2 separate regions of the Homo sapiens genome follow, and region 1 is linked to region 2. The links are chromatin loops, found by intact Hi-C in ENCODE. Cell type or tissue: B cell. All regions are shown on one strand. Links, peaks and the distances in the headings refer to the core of each region. The heading gives the core; the rest is flanking DNA.

What was found. Peaks named below come from ENCODE experiments on the same cell type or tissue, not always from the same donor. Only the 100,000 strongest peaks of a DNase experiment are listed, where the experiment ranks them.
Region 1: it touches region 2 in a loop (5-fold over the local background); 2 of 110 quality-filtered maps call a loop at or near these places.

What each region holds. Positions count from the first base shown.
Region 1 is chr12:40,257,259-40,265,606 of GRCh38, forward strand. It overlaps LRRK2 (leucine rich repeat kinase 2), which reads left to right. Exons shown (of 51, transcript NM_198578.4): 12 at 1-119; 13 at 2,222-2,346; 14 at 6,531-6,643. Among named protein-coding and RNA genes, the nearest start is that of LRRK2, 36 kb to the left of the region's middle. In B cell, for the core only: no CTCF peak of the experiment used is centred there; DNase peaks (open chromatin) are centred at 4,863, 5,523 and 6,803; H3K27ac peaks cover 1,702 bases.
Region 2 is chr12:40,148,490-40,156,837 of GRCh38, forward strand. It overlaps LRRK2-DT (LRRK2 divergent transcript), which reads right to left. Exons shown (of 9, transcript NR_186757.1): 7 at 3,540-3,654. It overlaps LINC02471 (long intergenic non-protein coding RNA 2471), which reads left to right and starts at 7,750. Exons shown (of 2, transcript NR_146526.1): 1 at 7,750-7,854. In B cell, for the core only: CTCF peaks have their summits at 4,490 (motif pointing right) and 4,699; DNase peaks (open chromatin) are centred at 4,502, 7,572 and 8,072; H3K27ac peaks cover 795 bases.

The sequences.
Region 1 (8,348 bases), core at 27-8,026, 110 kb after region 2:
AAAATACTGTTATCAAAAGGAATACACCTGAATGTTTTGGAGTTAATGCAGAAGCATATACATTCTCCTGAAGTGGCTGAAAGTGGCTGTAAAATGCTAAATCATCTTTTTGAAGGAAGGTAATATAGATTCATTAACTTGTACAGAATATATCATATTGGGCCAGGTAGAATATCAATATTTCAAGCATATTTCTAACAATGAAAAGAAAAAGAAAAACATAAGACACTTGAAAACTGAAGCATTTTGCAATGTAATCTCGTGTCACTAGTACCATAGACTTACTTTATCTGAACACTGAAAGGAATGGCAAGATTGTGGAAACATGTTGAAGGTTTGCTTTTGAACCTGATGCTTGATGTTGACTATATTTTGAAAAGTGGTAATTGTATAGCACATAGCATACAGCAGTTTTTCTAATTATTGTGTGTGTGAAAGTTATAAAAGATAAAATCAGTTTATGGCTAAATTTTGCTCTTTCACAACGAATATATTATTCCTTCATCTGAATGAACTTTGTCTTCTCTTCCTGCTCTCAATCCTTAGTTAGGGAAAATTTTAACTACATCTAGTCCAAGTGCAGAGATGCTAAGATTATATAGCTGGCGGTTAGTGGCACAACAGAGACCATATCCTTTGATCTATGTGTGGATGGTGGTGGGGCAGGGTGGGATGAGGTGGGGGTGAGGGGTGGTAGGTGTGGGCAGAACTCTCATGTGTAAAAAAAATAATTGGCACAGAAGTTGCAGTGAAAACTAATTTTGTTCCTGGTTTTGCCACTAATTTGAGCCAACTGTTTCATCTCTAAAACTTCACGTTCCTCATTGATAAAGAGGAATGATAATAACAACTTTGAAAGTTGTAAGCTTAGAATGTAAGGATTAAATAAATTAATTTTTACAAAGGGATTAGGATAATGCCTGCTGCATTTTAAGCACTCAACAAATTGTGTCTATTGTTGTTATACTGTTACTAAGTGTGAATAAATGAAGTGCATATAGCATGAAATGTAGCGTAACTGCAGACTTGTAAGAAGTAGGGTTACACTGTTTTTAACATCAGTCTAACTAATCTATGTTTATATATCTTTCTAAGCTGTATTTCTCTTATTTAAGTGTTGTTTTTGAACACTGAGATGAAAAGTTTATCTTAAATGTTGATTTTAATGGGGCCGGAAGTGTGCAAACCTTTACAAATGAGGCAAAAACACAGCGGAATAAACTCCAGTCTAGGATTCTGTAGATTCTGGGCAAGGCATTTAATGTTTCTCGCTGCATGCTCTTACGTAAAATGTGTACAGTTGCAGCCCTGGAGATTCCGCATTGGCTCTGACAGTGTGTCTGCCCCTACAGAACTCATGTGAGTCGAGAGACTGATAAGTAAACAGATTATTATAATACAGTCTCAGAATGCAGTGGCAGTAGTGTGTAAAAGACGCAATGGTAAGAGTAGAGTGGACTCAGCTGGGGTTACCCAAGGAGGGGAGGCTCCAATGGAGGGATGTGTTTAAACTGGGACTTTAAGTTGGAAAAGAAGGAATGTATCTCAGTGTCCACAGAACCATGCAAAGTGAGAACATGGTTCTGATATGCACAAGTTTCAGTTAACAAGCAAAGCAAGGATTGACTGTATTAAAGTTCATAGTACCTACTGCATTCTAGTCAAGTGACATTTGCTCATATGTAAAAGAAAGAATAGCTTAAATACCTGAGAGAAACCAAGACTGTAAAACAAATTAAAAATAATTAAAAATACCTTATAAGAAGTCCAGTGATGTTAATCTGGAAGAGGAAGGTTCGTGTGATGTAAAGAGGCCTTGTCTTGGGGTCAGACAAGTTTGGGTACCAGCCTTGTCTCTGTCACTTTCTAGTGATAAGACCTGAATATTTAACCTCTATCTGTCTAAGTTCTTCATGTAGAAAATGGGGATAATAACACCTACCTGCTGGGATTGTTGTTATTGACCCATCGTAGGTCAGAAGGATGTTGTTAGTTTTATGAAGTGAAATAATTCCCGGATTACTATGAATTCTATCTTATGAGTTCAAAGTTTAGACAATTAAAATTATGTATGCTCATACTACTGATTTCAAATGCATTTTCATATAGTCTTTCCTGATAAAATATATTGGTTCTGCCCTCCTGTACTTATTTCAATTTGGTGTTTATACCATTGAATCAGATCAGTCTTTCAATAAGCATGCCAATTTTATATCCCCAGCAACACTTCCCTGGATATAATGGCAGCAGTGGTCCCCAAAATACTAACAGTTATGAAACGTCATGAGACATCATTACCAGTGCAGCTGGAGGCGCTTCGAGCTATTTTACATTTTATAGTGCCTGGTAAGTTACATAGTTGATTGTGGGAAGAGATAACAATTTAAATGGATTTTTGATTTTTCATGAAATAGCAATATTCTAGGCAAATATTAAAAGACTAGTTTCTGTCGACTAAATGTAAATCTTTCTGTTAAACCAAAAAGAGGTTAAATATGATGCAGAAGAGTCACTTAGATTAATTTTTATAAGAAAGCAATATGAATTCAGTAATTTATTTATACAAAGTAACTACAATGTAAAATGTGGAGCTTTTATTTTTAAGGAGGGTGTTCATCTCTGATAATTCTTTTCTATTTTTGTTGCCATGACCTGAGTTCAAGCTTTTTTTCTCTTGTTTGAATTGTACTATTAGCTAATTTTCATACCTGTTCTCTTCCTTCATTTCTATCCTTTTCTTACTCTATGATTGAATTAATCTTTCTCCAATGTGGCTTGTACTCATTTACCTCAATGGCTTCCACCCTCCACCCACCTTTAATTGTTACTGACATCTGTTATCACCTTATTTGTTCTCCAAAGCCCCTTTAAAACACCTATGTCTGTATTCATCCAACACATTTATTAAGTGCTTCTTATGTTCTAAGCACTGTGATGCTGTTAAACTTTAAAAGATGAATTGGAAAAAAAGCACAACTGTACTATTATAGGAGCTTAGAGGTAGATGGAAGTGTAAATAGATAATTAACAGGCAGCGTGAGAGAGGCGATGATAGATGCATATATAAAAGGCTTTGAGAATATCGATGGAGGCACAAATAATTTCTTCAAAGGAGTAGGACAGAGATTGTAATATTTGAGGTGGAAGGGTAGATAGAGCTGGCCTGGTAGAAAGGCCAAGGAAGACATTTCAAGCAGAAGAAAGTGCACATGGTCGGGGGTGAGTGAGGCATGGAGGATAAGGAGAGGAGTGCTTGGGGATGAGTGTGGAAGGAAAGGCTGAGGCCCAAAGAAAAGGGCCTTGAATGCAGTGCTAAAAATTTTTTGCCTTTTAAAAATGGAAGCCAACCCAAGTTTATTAAAATTGTTTGCAGATTGTAGTGTCACACCGAAATTTGCAACTAAAGACAATAGCATTGTGGTGCAGAGGATGATAGACAGGGAGAGAGACTAGATACAAGGAGATTGGGTTGGAGGTCCATGGTAGTCAAGTGAGACCCAGTGAAGGGACCCAGCAATGGAAACACAGATGAGAGGGCAGATTGGACAGATGGTTGGGAGATCTGTTTGATGTGACATCGTGATCCCTAAGTATGAGGGATGATACTTTGTTCTGTGAAGTTCCCAATCTTTTGAAGTCATTTTTGCTTTGTTCTTTTAAAATGAAATCTTCCTAAATCTATCATTTTCTCTAGTTATATAGGTATTTTGTTTCTCTGTATAAGAGTATTACTCAATATAAAAGTTTTTTCAAGGACAGAGCTTTCTTCAGTCATTTTTTTCTGGGCCCCCCAGTCCTCTGGTGGCTATTCAATCAGTATTTTAAAAATTGAATCATGGTGTCCTATTCATAGTTTCAGCTTAGTTTTGAGACGTAATGTAACAGATGTAATTTTACTTGAAAATATTATTGCATGTTTTATTGAATTTTATTTTTAGATTGTAATTAAAAACAATAAAAATGCCTTTTGATTATCCTTAAAGTTGACAGCCTTATTCTTTTGAGGGAGGTTTTGGGTTTTAAAGATAACCAAAGGACACTCAAAAACCGTTTCTGTTAGTTAATAAAATAATACTCTTTTAGTCCAAAAGCAAGTTTTGAATACAGTATTTCTTTTCTTTTATTGTTCTTAAACTGATCCTGAAGGAAAATTGTTAGTTAACAATCAATCAGATGTATTATGGGTGCCCTTGAAAATAATCACTTGAGGACTGTACTTAATGTAAAAAAATACATTTTATAAGCATATCAGTATGTAAGTACATTCTTCTAGTAGGTAAAGGCTTAATCATTTACTGTATGCTAACATATTATACTACCACAGTACACCATACTGTACTGTACCCAACGTAATGTACCATGCCGTGCAGTACCGTATCATTCTAGGTATCAACAAGTAACTATGGTAGCAATACTCCAGTAGTTTTGAGGTTGAATATGATTCTGGTTTGAACATGTTAAGTTGAGGTTCTTATGAGATACCTAGGTGTACATGTATTCATTTATTAGCTAGATTATATTCAGGTTTTTTAGTGGCAAAGATGTACATTATGGCAAATGTGTATAATTTAGGGTCCAATTAAGGATAGCATATTGCATCTAGTGCATATATCTTAAGTTTCTTTCAATCTATTACTGTACTTTTTCTCTTCTACTTTATAATAACTTGTTATATAGACATTGAGCTGGTTGCTTTAAGAAAATAATAATGAAGACCCAGTTACTTTAATAAAATATCATTTGACTTGTTTCTTGAGTTACTGCTAGTTTTAGAGGAAATAATGTGAAATTCTTTAAGAAGGGATATAGGCAAATTGGGAAGTATATAGAGGAGAGTGATTAGGGAGATAAAAGCACATCAAAAAGAGCAATAAGAGGAACTGAGATTGTTTTATTTGAAGAAGAGATGACTCAAAGGGATATGAAACTCTATTCAAATCTACTTACTTATAACCAGTAACAGTAATAATACCAAACAATATGGAGGACTTAAAAAGTATTAGGCATTGTTTGAAGTATTTTAAGTATATTATCTCTTCTGATTCTAACAGCACTCCATGAGGCAGATATTATTATTATTATTATTTTGGTATTGTATGGACTACAAAACTGAGGCATAGAATTGTAGAGATTTTTAAGGTCAGGCCTGATATAACAGCACCAGATTTTCAGCTTATGCAGGCTGACTCCAGAGTAGGCATTTTAAAATAAATATTTGTGCAACAATCTTGTCCTGAACAACTGTTGTATTTAAAGCACTATGTCTAGAATCCTTAAGGTATCGGGAGATGATGAGATTATGGATACTGCTCTCAAAAAAATTTACAGTCCACACGACCTAAAGGACTGTTATGTAGAAAGGAAATTATATCCATTTGAATAGTAGGACCTCAAGTGATAGAACAAAGACTGGAGAAGAAATTTACAGGAATGTTCATTTGGTCTTAATTTAAGGAAGATGTTAAATAAGACCCATTACATGTAGCATGATGTTTTTACTACTCAGGCCAGTTTTAGTGGTCACATCTTCTTAAGGTGTAATAGGCAGCCTCAGAAGTTACTGTGGTCTTGCTCACTGGAAATGATACACAGACAGTTTAAGGGACTTGCCCCAGACCACACGGCAAGAGGTGAATGTCAGAACCTCTTTGAGTACATTTTAAAATAAGGACTGAAAGTTGGAGGAGGGTGGTTATCAAGGCTGCCTTCCTTACCATAGTATTCCCAGCATTAACAAAATCCTTGGCATGTAATTGGAATTCAGATGCTTCTTAAATAAATGAAAAGCCTGTTGTAGCCAGCTTACAGTTTGCATTAATGCAGATTATTAAAGTGGAAGATCATAAATGATTTTTTATTAATATTTATGTCTATAATCTTAGGTTTGGAAAACATTATTCATTCATAATAATTTTAATTATATGTTACATTACCACATTTTTGACTTGTAGTGTTTTTAGCATAGTTCAGCTACAGTGTAGCTTAATAAAGAATATGATTTTTTAAAATAGCAATGCTATTATATAGCCTTTACAGAACTTCTAAAAAATGACATGTTCTCTACCACCTTAATACTGAAACTCAAATCTTATTTTTTGCTACGATTATTCCAGCTACTCTTTTTTGTCTATATTTCATTTCTGCCTTTTTATGTTGTGGTCCAAGTAACTCTGAGCTTTTCTCATGTTGTCCATTGTTGCATAAAAATCTTCCAGCATCTTAAAGCACAGCCTACTCACACAAAAAAGTGATTGTTTGCTACAGAAAATTTCTTCACCATCGTAATTTTTTGCTACTTCAAATTCAGTAAGCATTCTTACACATTATATTTATTTTATATTCAGTGATGAACTATTTTTATAGATTCCTTAAAATTTCTGGTTATTTATTTGATAAGGAAACATGTACTAGAAAAAAGTACAACACATATATTGTGAGATTAATTATGACAATTTCTAGAAAGTAACAGTCTGTTCAACTCAAATGTTTATAAGAAAATTCTTTCTTTATTTATTTATCTGTGCATTTAGGCATGCCAGAAGAATCCAGGGAGGATACAGAATTTCATCATAAGCTAAATATGGTTAAAAAACAGTGTTTCAAGAATGATATTCACAAACTGGTCCTAGCAGCTTTGAACAGGGTATGTTGAATATAAGTTTTCTGTATTTATACTATTAACTAAAATATTAAATTTGGAGAACTAGGGGCGCTTTTTCAGTCTAAGTTTTCTGTTCTCCGTTTGCTATGATAGGAGGAAGTCATGTGGTTAGAGACATAAGATGACAGTGGGGATGTGGGAAGTGAAAAGATATGTACTAAGCTAAGTCCAGCTAAGTGTATTATCAATTATAGATGTAGGCAAGATTCTTTTGATTGCCAGTAACATAAATCCACTCTAGTTTGCTCAACCAGAAAGAGAACCAAAGAGCCATATATGCAGCTAGACCTTGTGAGTCATGCTGGGTACTATGGCTGCTGTTTTCTCTTTCTGTCCTCTGGCTACTTGTCTTTCTTTTCTGGTCTCATAGTATATGGTTTAGCCCATGAAGACATACCAGTGTTAACAGTAAAGTCTTCGGCTGGGCACAGTGGCCCACACCTGTAATCCCAGCACTTTGGGAGGCTGAGGTGGGTGGATCACGAGGTCAGGAGTTCGAGAGCAACCTGGCCAACATGGTGAAACCCTGTCTCTACTAAAAATACAAAAATTAACTGGGCATGGTGGCACGTGCCTGTAATCCCAGCTACTCAGGAGGCTGAGGCAGGAGAATCGCTTGAACCCAGGAGGCAGAGGTTGCAGTGAGCTGAGATCACACCACTGCACTCCAGCTTGGGCGACAAGAGTGAGACTTCGTCTCAAAACAAAAACAAAAACAGACAAACAAAAACAGTAAAGTCTTCTTTGATTCCCTACGCTCCTTTTCATTGTTCTCCGGAGAAATAACCTCTGAAATGATTTGGTATACATTGTTTCCATTTTTTAGCATTTACATATCCATGTTCCTACATTATAATTAAAGTATCCATAAATCATACTGAGTATGAAAAAGAGAAGAAGGGAATTACATTTAAATTGTGTAATGCAAAAAGTATTGGTGGAATTAAGAAGTTTTGGAAATTTTGCATAAGATGAATTGGTTCTTTATTAAAGATGTTAAGAATAAAGACATAATTAGTGTGAACATTTTTATAAAAGGAGGAGCCTATTTAAAATAATTAATGGAAATGATTCCATGTGATTTGATATACTTTGATGAATGTCATAAATTAATTAAAGTGGCTTCCAGAGAGATCTCCCTTAAAAATTCATTTTAAATTGAACTTTATACTGTCACTCACTGCCTATAATATGTTTGAGTCATTTATACTCAAACTTTAATACAATCCTTGAGTATGGCAAGAATTTATGTTGTAATGGGTTAAATTTATCTTGAGAAATATTTGTTGAAAATAAGTATATGGAAGGAAGGGGTTAGGCATTTAGAAGATAAATAAATATGCTTTGTACTCTTCTCTCCTGAATCTCATAAGCCGGTTGTTGATGGCTGTTGTGAAACCTTGGTTCTTTTCTTTAAACAAGAGACACACAGCAGAGGAGATGCAGCATCGAGTAATTTATTGCAAAAGAAAAAGAATATTTTGCAAGTTAAGTGAGGAATAGACACTTATACCCTGACAGAATTCAGGGTGGGCTTACTAGTAAGGATGAGACAGCGTAAATTGGCACTAGGAAGACTCCCTTTGTGGGAGTTGTACATGATTTTTCATAAGTGGGTGGGAAGAAGTGTTACTAGTAAGCATATTCTAGGTTGTCCTCTGAGTGAACATGTGCAGTAGCTGTACAT
Region 2 (8,348 bases), core at 161-8,160:
CATAAATATTGGAAAAATTATTTATTGTTTGATAGAAATTTCTACTTTTCAATTTATTAAGTAACCAATAATTTTCAGGAATAAAACCATATACATGGAATAGAAGGAGAAAAAAATGACAAAATCATTCTAAAGCATTTCATAATTCATAATTTATGCATGTCAGTTGAGCTCACAGGTATCTGGCATTTCCTAAATCAAAATGACAGTGAAACTCCCCGCCCTTTGTAGCCTGGTATCAAAATACTTCACATAAAAATGAATTATGAGCAATGTAGCATAACTATACATATTCCTTTTGCAAATAGTTTATGTGAAACAAATATATTTCATTTTTTATGGTTTGATTGAGAAAACATGCCTTAGTGATATTGAATGGTCTGAGGTCACGGACTCAAGCAAATTAAATGTCAGTCTAAACTGTTATATGTATTTACAAAATTATGTCATTTAGCAATGTGGTTTACTCCTATTGGTGGGTAGGAACATACCTTTTAATTTTTCATTAGGAATATGACAGTATTACTCAACTTTTAAAAAATCCCTTTTGTAAAGTGACTTTTGATAAAATAGGAGTGCTATACCTTCCTTTAGTTATTTAGCAAAAAAACACTTCAGTGAAATTGGGAGGAACCTAGATCCTGGAATCAGACGTATTTGGGTTTGAATTATGAGCACTTACCAGATATGTGATCTTACACTTCTGTATTTGAGTTTCCCCATCTTTTAAATGCAGATACTAAGAATAGCTACTGCAAAGTATTATTGTGACAAGTTAATGTTATAATTCTTTTACATGCCTAGTATATTGCTCAGAGTATCATATATGCCTATTACTATTATCATTATTCACTTTCAAAGAAAATTAAGTACATTGATCAAAAATCATTATAATTTTAATTTTTTCACACTGCATATTCTCCCATGAACTCTGACACTCCCCTACTCTCCCTTTCTACCCCATATCCCCTCTTGCCACCTCAAGAATTATTAGACTATATACTTAAGATATTGAATCACATTCTGAACATCAATCTCTTATGATACTAATCTATGACCTTAGGACCCATACACAATTACCTTGTTTTTCCAAAGTTTGTTTCTTTAAATAGTATGTATGGATGAGCTTTTGGCTAATCCTGAAACATGCTGTTTAGAATAAGTAGTCTGAATTCCATTCATCTTTTTGCATACTAACTCTTGAACCTGAAATATGCTCTTCCACACCTAAGCATAATATAATGAACAAGCACTGGCTGGCATTTTATGCCACATATAATTACAATAATGGACCATCCAATTTATAAAGAAAAAAATATGTCCTTCTGTTCCTCCCAAGGGGTTAGATTACTGTGTTGAATGTTACACAACAGACAGAAGTGGCTTAGCCAAATATGAGCTCATTTTCCCCATGTACAAGAAGTCTAGGGGTAGGCAGACCAAAGATGATGCATTAGAGATGGTGCTAACAGAACTCATCAGACCAGGCTCCTTCTCCCTTCCTTCTCTGCCATTCTAGTGTCTTTTATCCTCTTGGTTGTAGGATGGCTGCCCCACCTCCAGATGTCATTTGCATGTCTCATATGGGAGGAGGAGAGCAGGATGAAGGGCAAAGGTGAATTTTATTGCGAAAACAATGACATTCCCACAAGCTTCCTACAGGAAGTTTCCTCCTGCATCTTGTAAGTCTAGATTACATGGGGGCAATTCTACCTTAAAAAGAGTCTATGGAGGAGAATTTTTAACTGGACACAGTGCTGTCCTTAAAATTTGTGGAATGAAGAAGAGATGAAATATTAGGCAGATAATCAGCAGTGTCTGCCACATGGATCAAGACATTTTTGCTTGATTTATAGAGAATGATACTGCAACATCATTATGCTACCAAAGTACACCAGCATCAGCTTAATAGGGAAACATCCTTTACTAATATAAAACATAATACCAAAAATATTCAGTTAATAAAAGGAAGTAAAGTTCAAGATTTTTAGTAAGTCTCAACAGAAGACTCAAATAAACTCTGTAGTACTATATATTAGTGTTAGAGACTTCAGTAGGAATCCCTATTATCTATTAATATCTACTAATCATCTATCTAACCACTTATCATCTATATATATATTGAGAGACAGAGAAATAATTATAGATGTGATTATATACATATATATGTATTATTAGCATACATACATGTGTTTCCTACTTCAGTTTGCTGGGAGAGCCTAGAAGCAATGACACCCTATAGCAATGAGCACACTAAGTCTCTAGATCTTGCTTTCTAAATATCAGTCACCAATAGAAACAATCAATCAGAGCTCCTTGAAGGAATTATTGATTCTAGGGCTGGGATCGGGTAAATACTAGATGAACCTGGATCATCTTTTAGTGCCAGAAGTGCTCAAAAGCAAGCAAGCAAGAAAACAAACAAACAACAAACACCCCCCACCCCCTAAAAAATGAAGGCATGTCAAAAGGTCACAGTAACAAACCTGAAAGAAACCACTATGGCCAAAGCTGGAATAATTTGGGCAGTGAAATAAATAATGTGGTAGTGAATTATAATCCAAAGTTTAAAACACCACACGAGTCTGTGCTGGTACAAAGAAATCATTGAACAAATAAATAAATGGGAGACAATTGGCAAATTTTCCTTCCAGAAAATTTCAAATAACATATGCAGATATTCTCTCCTCTCCCTTCCACCTTGAGTGTGGGCTGAACTCAGTGATGCTCTCCCAAAGAATAGTGAAAGGAAAAATAGCAACTTTCTAGTGGAAAAGCACAACCTTAACCTAGTGGTCAAGGTTCTCATCACCAGTGATAAGTTATGTTGATGCTATATACCCCTGCCTGATATGAAAACCCATAACTCCAGTCTAATCATGAGAAAAACATTCTTAGTGTATAACTTTTATCTTCTTGGTTAAAATTGAACTTGCTAACATTCTACAAAATAGATATTCCTTAAAACTGTGAAGGTCATGAGAAATAGGAAAATACTGAGAAACTTTCACAGAGAAGAGAAGACTAAGGAGACATGACGGCTAAATGCAATATGATATTCTGCATGGGAATCTGGGATAGAAGAACATCAGTGGAGAAACTAGTGAAATCTACATAAAATTTGGAGTTTAGTTAATAGGGATGTACCAGTATAAGTCTGTTAGTTTTGCCAAATGTAGCAGAATAATGTAAGATGTTAACATGAGGAGACACTGATTGAAGGTATAAAAAAATTCTTTACACTATCTTTGCAACTTTTCTGTAAATCTCAAATTGTTGCAAAATTAAAAGTTTTTAAAAAAACTTCCACATAGTTAAAACTGGAAGGGATAATAGCCGGTTCGTAAAGCTTTACAATAACAGTGTGAACTTATGACTAATGGTCTCCAAAGCATCTCAGAGTGGATCAATACAAACTGTTTAAGCTAGGTACAGTTATTATATCAATACTAGTCTGGTTCAGGCTCCAGATCCTAAGGAAACAGAAGTCCACGTGTAAAGAGATATTTAATTTGAACTTTTCACTAAACGGTACTTACGTATGAGATTTCTGGATAATTGTAACCTTTGCAAGGTCAAGTGAAAGCTGCCAGCAGTTGAAATTAATCTACTGTTTTCTTCAAAATCAGGATATTCACAGTTAGGAACCTATGCCTGCAAAAGGAATTTTGGTCAATTCTATGTCATTTTTCCTCACAAAATCATAGAATTACCTTGAGAAATTCCAACTAAAAAATTGTTTCTACTTAAGAACTACATTTGTAGAGCAACAGTGTTGGCAACCAGCTAACATCACTGTGGGATATCAGAATTTTAATCTTGCTTTCCCATTCATTCTTTCAACGACCTTGAAAAACTTATTTAATATGTTCCTTGGCCACTATATGAGGTTGATTAAATTCTGTAGATTAAAAAAAAAGAACAATTATATAATCATCAAAAAGCTACTTGAAATAAAAGTGTTAACATACATATTGTGGAAGGACATTATACCACTTTGTGGAAGTCATACAGATATTTATTTTTTCTCTAGTTTTCTATTTATTAAGAGCAAAGTTGAATAGAAGTAACGAAAAAGTCATTCTTGCTGAGAAACAGAACAAATTGAAGTGATGAATGAAGGTTAATCTTCAAAGATATCCCCTACAGAAAACACTCCAAATATTTTTTCTTGTAGAGAGACTTCCTCCAGAAACCCAACATGAACTTAAACATCCTAAGTTGCAGTTCCATAACAACCGTTAAACTTCAACTTTTAAAAACCTTCAAGAAATGAATAGTCTTGACTCTGCCAACTTAGAAATTAAGAGAAATCTCTTCAAAATATATCAGCATCCTTTTCTTCAGTCTCTGATCTTGAGTTAACTTTTGGGAGGCTTTTGAGGCCCCTGTCATCGAGGAATGCAAGCATGTATAATTCAAAAGAGCCTTGTAATTGTACAGGGACATTCAGGATTAATTATGCATGTTGCCACCTCGCAGAGGTCCACAAGGGGGCACTCTTTTGCTGAACTTTTCTATACATTTCAAGGTAAAAACAGACTATGATAATAGGAATTTGGTCTATATATATTTATTTGTTTCTCATGGTTCTTTCAATTGTATCCTAGTCAGTTTCCTCCTTTGCTATCTTTTTTCAGGTGATTCTTTTTTATTGTGATAAAATATACATAACGTAAAATTTACTGTTTTAAAGTGTACAGTTCAGTGGCATTAAGTACATTGACATTCTTTTGTAACCGTCATCACCATCCAGCTCCAGAACTTTTTCATTTTCCCAAACTGAAACTCTATACCCATTAAAAAATAACTCCCCATTTTCTCCTCCCCCAACCCCCAGCAACAACCATTCCACTTTCTGTGTCTATGAATTTGACTCTAGGTACTTTATATAAGTGGAATTATAAAGTTTCAATTGACATAATTTTTCAAAGTTCATCCCTGTTGTTCCAGATGATTCTCAAATGAACTTTTCAACAATTTTACTAAGTACCCAAAGTTTTAGGAAAAACTAGGCTAAAAGAAGCTGATATTATTGGCACTTCTATATATGTACCTGCTCTTTATTGGTCTTTTCTTCCTCATTTGTCCACATTCCTCAACTTCCTAACTGACTCACCATTGTTTAGTGAGTCAAATTCAACCAACCACCTTTTTTACTTAATTCATCACAAAAATTCCTGTCTTTCTTACCATGGGCTTCAATTCTCATTTAAATGACTGTTCATCTAACATTTGCAGTTGAACATAGTAGTAGCAACTCTATTTATTTATTTAAGACATGGTCTCCCTTTGTTGCTCAGGCTGGAGAGCAGTGGCACCATCTCAGTTCACTGCAGCCTTGACCTCACAGGCTCAAGCGATGATCCTTTCATCTCAGCCTCCTGAGTAGTTGAGACTACAGGCATGAGCCACCACGCCCAGCTTGGTAGCAACTTTTATACAAGGTCACAGCACCGAAAAGCAAAGATAACTGAGTATAAAGTACTTCCTGATCCAGTACTAATGAAGATGGGTGGGGGCAGAGGGTGGTGGCACTGCCTGGATTAAGTTTGTTTTAAAGTTCTCTCACATGATACTATATCCTCTTAGCCAAAAATTGTAAATTTCCTTTTTATTTTTATTTTTGTAGAGATGGGGGGTCTCTCTATTTTGCCCAGGCTAGTTTCAAACTCCGGGGCTCCAGGTATCCTCCTGCCTTGGCCTCCCAAAATGCTGGGATTACAGATGTGAGCCACCATGACTGGCCTGTAAATTTCTTCATATGGCCAGAGAAAGAAATATCAACTGGGAATATTTTAACCAGCTTCACATACTTTAAGCACTATATGGTCTTTGTTAATATCATTTTCCTCTTCTATATTGATGATGTTTGAAAACAAAGTGAACAGGCAATTAATCAAACAAAAAGACCTACAATGCCTTTCAGGGTCCACTGTGCTATCAAGTAAATAAATATTTTTGGAATAGCAGATTATTACACTGTAATGAGTTTAGCCTGAGAATACCATAGCCATTTAGAGTAGTTGGGGCTACAGGTATGAGCTGCTGCGCCCATCTTAGTAGCAACTTTTATAGAAGGTCACAGATAACGCCAAAACGCTAGCATCTGCTAGTGTGCACTGTATGCATGAGAGTCAGAGAAATTATTCCAGAAGAAAGACGAAAGGGGTGAAAGCTCTATTTAACTGCTCCCATTGCTTGATCCAGACACTTCTGACAGTCTGTTTTTACAGACATGGCAAAACAACACTTGGAAGTCATTTGAGAAAATATTCCTGGTATCACAGAGGTAGGCAAAAGGACAATTGATATCTGTTGAATATTTATGTTCATATTGATTAACTCTTTGAGGTTGCAGAAAGAATGAGTCTTCCTCCTCACTAGGCAAAGAGAAGACTGTTACAGAAGAGAGCATCTGACATGCAAAGCATAACACCGATAAGCGTGGCCAGGCCCAAGAGCAAGACTCAAACTTATTCTTTTTCTTAAAGAATCTAACCGCAGCCATGTTTTTCATTGTTATTTTAAGTGTGGGAGGGAACCCCTGCCTTGTTCTTTTTGAAAATCCTGATGCTTTGATAAAATAGTTTCTAAAATATTTCCTATCTACCTGCCCTGCTCTGTTCTGGCTATAATTACTAGGCTAGCCAAAAATAAACTCTCCCAAGTGTTACATCTAGTTGATTGTTGATTTCCTAGAGGGGGAAAAAATAAACTGTAGTAATTAATCATGGAAGCTTCTCTTTAAAAGAATGTTTACGTCATGGCTCAAGGCTCAAACTAGACCGGGTTTCTTATACTGCATATATTTTTGTTTTGTTCATTTTCTTCCTCTTTCCTCCCACCAAAAAACAAACAAACAAACAAACAAAGCAAAAAAAAACTGGAATCTGGTTTAAAGGGTCAAATGAGAGTTTTAGGTAGAAATACAAACTCTTGTTTCTTAATTCCACATTATATGTGGTTACTGTTTTGAGCTGGTGAAATTTGTTGAACACTTAGAATAGTCATCCAAGAACCAGGGGGGACAGAATTTTAAACCAAATAGTCAGTGATTTAGATATAGTTTTAAATTTTTAAAGCTTATTTGACTTTACAGTTCCATTGAATGTAGGATGCTCCATTCTTTTGAAGACATAGGACAATTTGTTTGTTTCTGGACCAGACAAATTTGGATTTCCTAGACCACCGAATAATAATAATAATAATTGCTAACATGTACTTAACTTGCACAAGGTGCAGTAACATGAATATCATGTGGATTGTCTTATGCAGCTCTCCAAATAATGCTGTAAGGTAGCATTGTGGAAACTGAAACCCCTAAAAGTTAACTTGGTGGTAGCTTGTAATTGAGAAATAGAATGTAAACCAAGGTGGTTATACTTAATGCCCTGTGCTCTTAAAACAGTATCATGCTGCCTCCTTGGAGGAATCCTTAATTCAAGTAGGAAGATTTTTCCTTATTACATCTTTGCGACTAAGTTACTGTTTTTATGACTTTAGGCAAATCAATTGAACTGAGCAAGGAAGGTCTTGATTCAATGATTTCTCAAGTCCTTTTTCCTTTTTTTTTTTTTTGTCAAGGGAGTGTCCTCTAGCTGAGTGAAGTCATTTTTCCTTGAATGACTGACAGAATGGCTTTGGTTCACCTGTAATTCACAGTTTAGCTGATCCAGTGTACTGTAAAGTCTGTTTCACTCCACCAGCCAACAAGGAGCAGGCGGCCGTGGTTTTCTCATGTTCTGGGGGAAGCTGTTTGTCAGTGTTAACCTGGCTAACTTTGGACAGCTGCAACAACAACATCTATCCCTTGGCATATGGTGTGTTTAGATGCTAAACACTGCCTCATCTGTGAGTACTTCAGTTTTTGTTTTTCACACGAGCCGGGTGAATATAAAAATAGAGGTAAATAAAAAGAAATAACTGAATCAGCAACCTGGAATTTTCTCTCCTCTGATTAAAGACTGTTGTTAACTGAAAATGCTCCACTAGTTGTTTGAGGGTTTAAGACAGAAAAAGTGGGATGGAGGTGTTTGATAATTTGGTTGCTATGCAACCACTTTACAATTATGTAAGCTCCTACCATATGAGGTGATACAGAAAGGGTGGTAGAGTATGCTGACGCAGTGAGCACACAGAAGACTTTTTTCATGTGACAGAGCCAGAGTCTGAGATCTGCAGTTGCAGAATATTTAGGTAAGAAGTAAATGTCACAAATTATAAAGGCCTTTATTTATAGCAAGAATATGGGATTTCTATTACAGAGTTGGATGAGCAAAAGCTCACCAGAAACAGTATTAGTTTCAAGGAAGGAAGACACACACATCTGTCCTTTGAATCAGGAC